Linked DNA regions of Homo sapiens: region 1 is linked to region 2. Evidence: read pairs that join two places in POLR2A ChIA-PET (ENCODE). Cell type or tissue: CD4-positive, alpha-beta T cell. All regions are shown on one strand.

Region 1 (2,500 bases), 150 kb before region 2:
ATAAGAGAGAAAAAAAGAAAAGAAAGAGAAATAATCCACCAATAACCAGGGTTTGAGAAGGCAGGCAATCCTGAGCCTATAGAAATCTAAAATGGGAAAGGGTACAACTGTTACAGTGGGCTAAGACTTAACAATTATATTAATAGTCACAAAAAGACAAATACCATAGGATTTCACTATGCAAAGTGAAATGCACTATGCAAAGTCAAATTCATAGAAACGGAAAGTTAAATGGTGGTTGCCAGGGGCTGAGGGGAGGGGAAAATGAAGAGTTGTTGAATGGATTTTATATAATGAAAGGGTTCTGGAATTTGGTCATCCAATAATGTGAATATACTCAACACCACTGAGATGTACACTTAAAGACGGTTACGATGGTAAATTTTATGTTATGTGTATTTTACCACAATTAAAAATTATTATCACTATAATAAAAGCCCCATTTCTTTCTATATGCTAGGTACTGGGCTCAGCACTTTAAAATGATCTCATTTGCATACCACAAGCTTATGTGATGGGAATTATTATCATATCCACACCACTGATGGCAAACATAGAGGCAAAGAGAGGTTGAATGGAGCCAGGATTCCCACTCTAGCCGTCCATCTCCAGTGCCTAGACACTTAGTGGCTGCAGCTGCATAGCGCTGTCTCACAGGCAAACTGACACTGCCCACTGGAGCGTGAGTTCAGCTTCATTTTGTATAATATCTCTATATTTAGTGAATGAATCCAGAATATATTCTGTCCCTGCCACTTCTAACACATTACTGAAATTGGAGTCGGGAGGGTTAAAGGTCTGCTAGGACTGTTGGGTGTTGTCCAAATACAAAGTTAGGTGAAGGTCAATACAAGGTATTTTAAGAAAGGAAAAAACAAAATCTATGGAACAAATCAGTGAAGGTGATTCACAATTTCTTTACTTACATGGCATTCTGAAGACATTATCTCATTTAATTCCATTACAACAAGTATTACTTTGTCTTCTTTTTTCCTAATGAGGAAACTGGAGCTTAGAAAATTGATCACGTGAAATGATTTGCTCAGTCCCAAAGCTGAGTCTCAAACCATAGGTCTAACTCCAACTGCACAATTCTTTTCACTATTTTAGAACATAAGCCGCTTTGGCATTCACCCCGATGTTCTCCATAAATGTACTTTACCTCTGGAAAACAATGACAGGGGAAGGGAGACAGGGAGGGAACTGATGAGAAATATAATACTGTTTTGTCCCACTGCATCACTAAAGTCAACATTTATGTTGAACTTCATAGAACTAAAGGCAGGCAAGTGATGTGCCTATTAAAAGGAAGCTAAAAGCTCACCAAGAAAACCTGTTCTAGAAATGTTTATTATGTTCAAAAGAATCCAGCTGTTAGGAGCCAGGGTCCACTAGACATGCTGAACAATGAACTCCTTTAGCAGAGACTTCCCATTTGGGAAGCCCCAGTGGCAGTAAACAGCTCATCAACAGGCCCCTTCGGCTGGCAGTTTCCAAAAGGGCAGCTGTTGAGCCAGCATAGGTTCCTGTATTGCTACACAAAGGATATTTCTCTAAAATCGTTCTCACCCTGGAGGTGGCTCTGACAGCCTAAACACAATCTTACTATGTTAGTTCTAGTGTGTGTCTTCCAGGAGCTAATCCATAAAATCCTCTTGCCCAGTTCCAAGACCACTGAATAAATAAAAGAAAACAAGCAGGGTAATCAGCTCTGTCGCCTCTTTGTCATATACCCTCCACTACACTTCAGTGCTCAGAACCTGACATAGCCCAAGCCTGGACAGCTCAGAACAATTCAGCCCTTGGGAGGGCGTCGGGTTAGGTGTGTCCCTACGGGAATGGGCTGGCACACCTCACAGTCATCCTTACAGAAGAAGACCAGATAACCATGCTGCCCAACATTTTTGAATCCCATCAAGATGTCTGTTGTAACACTCCGAATGAGCTGCTTCAGAATCACAGGGAGGGCTGCTCAGAGGGAAGAAAACTTAGCAACCACAGCCAATCGGCTCCAGGTTGAGGCACACTGATTGATCATTTCCTCCCTGCTTTTCAGGACGGGAAACAACATCACAGCAGAGAAGAATGCTTGAAGGCCAGACGCTTGGCCTCCTCAGGCAGGAAGATCCCATCTAGCTCCTTGGCTCTGGGACTATGTGTGGGTCACATCAATTACTCTTGGCAGTAGCTTTCCCTGTCACTATCATAAAGTAAGTATCACCACTAGCTTATATGGTATCCATCTCAAAGGAAAAAACCATTGCAGCCCCCAGACATTACATCACTCCTTTGCGGGTAGGGGTTGCTCCCCACATGGCTCAGAAGCTCTAATTTACAGGCATTAGAAAACCAAAGCACCAGTAATTTGCCCTGGTTTAAAACTAAGAACAAGGTTCAAACCTGCTGGCTCAACTTCCAATCCAACTGATTAAGTGGCACAATAGAGAGGTGTCACTCAAATGCTTCCCTGGAATATCTGCAAAGCCATCTATTCTTTTCT
Region 2 (2,500 bases):
ATATATCTAGTAATTTTGGATCATATCCTGGATAATGTAAACGATAGGTTGAAGATATTCTGGATTCTTTTATTCTTTGGAAGAAGTGTTGATATTTTTGTATAGGCAGGCAGTTAACCTGGCATTTGTCTTAGTCCATTAGGGCTACTATAACAAAATACCATATACAATAGAAATTTATTTCTTACTCTTCTAGAGGCTGAGAAGTCCAAAATCAAGGCAAATTCGGTGTCTGGTGAGGTCCTGTTTCCTGCCTGGTTCATAGAGAGTGCCTTCTGTCTGCATCCTCACATGGTGGAAGGCACAGGGCAGCTCTTCGGGACCTTTTTTTTGAAAGGACAATCCCATTAAAGAGGGCAGAGCCCTCATAACCTAATCACCTCCAAAAGTTCCCACCTTCTAACACCTTGGTAGTTTGGATTCAACATATGAATTTGTAAGGGAAACAAACATTCAGACCATAGCAGCACTCAAACTCCAAACTCTCCTTTGTGGTAGATGGCAGCTGAAGTCTCAGGTCAGTTATTTTAGTCTTAACTGGGCTGCTTATTGGCTGCCTTGTACATAGTTTAAGAATTAAGCAGACCCAGGCGTGGTGGCTCATGCCTGTAATCCCAGCATTTTGGGAGGCCAGGGCGGGTAGATCACTTGAGGTCAGGAGTTCCAGACCAACCTTGCCAACATGTTGAAACCCCGTCTCTACTAAAAATACAAAAATTAGCCAGGCATGGTGGTGCATGTCTGTAATCCCAGATACTCAGGAGGCTGAGGCATGAGAATCGCTTGAACCTGGGAGGCAGAGGTTGCAGTGAGCTGAGACTGCGCCACCGCATTCCAGCCTGGGTGACAGGGCAAGATTCTGTCTCCAAAAAAAAAAAAAAAAAAAATTAAGCAGAGATTTGGGGGCAGAGTTTATATGCAAAATTTGAGGCTCCTTTTTTGTTGTCTCTCTGTTTTCCAGGATTCTTTCTCTATTTCCAGTAGCTGTGGTTTTCCAGTAGCTTTTTGATTCTTCAAACCAGTAAGATTATAGTTTATTCTGAGTTTTAGACACTCTTCACAGTGCCAACTGGGGTTATGCCCTCCATTATGAGATTTTCAAAAAATAAAACATTTTGTCTTTCTGCACTAAGCTAAAATTCAGAATATTCTCCTTGACTGATCCTCAAAGAAGGAGCTAAAAGAGATCTAGGGACATTTTCATTGGAAAGATACGGGAGAAAGAGGAAAGGAAGGAGGAAGTGAGAGGGAGAGAAAGAGATTGTCACTTAATCTCCTGACCGCAGCAGAAAAGACCTTTATTACAAAGAGGGCCTTTGATCAACCTAAGACAGAAAATATTCATTCATCATTACAAAGGAAGTGACATTACTCTAGTGCAGATTTGATGTGCTTATCTTTCAGAATTTTTATTTCCACTTTATAAGATATGTGTTAAGAAGGTCCCAGAAGGGAGCTTCCGTTTTCTACCCTATTTTATTTGTTTTCTGTATTGGGCTTTTATACATCACATTTTATTTTTCAAAAGGCTTCTGTTAATCTCTGTGAATTGTGTGCAAAAAAACAAAACAAAACAAAACAAAACAAAAAACGATGGGCCGAGCGCGGTGGCTCACACCTGTAATCCTAGCACTTTGGGAGGCCAAGGCAGGTGGATCACGAGGTCAGAAGTTCAAGACCAGCCTGGCCAAGATGGTGAAACCCTGTCTCTACTAAAAATACAAAATTAGCCGGGCATGGTGGCAGGCGCCTGTAATCCCAGCTACTTGGGAGGCTAAGGAAGAGAATTGCTTGAACTCAGGAGGTGGTGGAGGTTGCAGTGAGCTGAGATCACACCACTGCACTCCAGCCTGGACGACAGAGTAAGACTCCGTCTCAAAAAATAAAAATAAAAAAGAATAGAAATTTATTTTAAAAATTAAAAAATAAAAGAGTTATTAAAGGCTTTAAGGGTCTGAAAATGATTGATCTAGTCAACCCTCTTTTTTCTAACAGTAAGGACATTGAGATTTGGTAAAATGAAAAGATACTCCTATTGTTTTATTGTCTAGTTTGTCAGCACTGTAACCCAAGTTTTCTGATTGCTAACCCAATAATATTTCAGCGATATCAAGCTTGTACGATAAGGTTTTTTTAGTAAATATTTAATCTCTACATTATTTTTCCCAAATAGTCTAGTCAGATATAATGTGAGAGCCCTGGTAATATTGGAAAGGGTCGTTTTGAAGTGATTAGATTTTATATACAGCTTTGTTGATAGAGTAAAGATTACATTGTGGGAATTAATGAGATATTGCGATTAATTGGAAGTGAAGACTGGTTGCCAGATGTCAGAGAAACTAACAGAGTGAACTGAGGATTGCCATAGGTGTGTTATTTTAGCTAAATGACTAAGGAATAAAATTCAGCAGAATGTGTTTATTGCCATTGACCTGGGTCTTCCCAAAATATCCAGTTAGCAACCAACAACTTCCGTTTCTTGATCACTGGTTCTTAATCA

The links. ChIA-PET counts read pairs that join two places held together with the same protein. Peaks named below come from ENCODE experiments on the same cell type or tissue, not always from the same donor. Only the 100,000 strongest peaks of a DNase experiment are listed, where the experiment ranks them.
Region 1: POLR2A ChIA-PET joins it to region 2 with 5 read pairs; 6 of 35 experiments call an interaction of 5 or more read pairs at or near these places.

Annotation. Positions count from the first base shown.
Region 1 is chr1:165,883,806-165,886,305 of GRCh38, reverse strand. All of the region lies in intron 1 of UCK2 (uridine-cytidine kinase 2), which reads right to left. Among named protein-coding and RNA genes, the nearest start is that of MIR3658, 23 kb to the left of the region's middle. In CD4-positive, alpha-beta T cell, no CTCF peak of the experiment used is centred here; a DNase peak (open chromatin) is centred at 1,485.
Region 2 is chr1:165,733,899-165,736,398 of GRCh38, reverse strand. The region is part of intron 6 of TMCO1 (transmembrane and coiled-coil domains 1); the gene reads left to right. Among named protein-coding and RNA genes, the nearest start is that of TMCO1, 34 kb to the left of the region's middle. In CD4-positive, alpha-beta T cell, no CTCF peak of the experiment used is centred here; no DNase peak of the experiment used is centred here.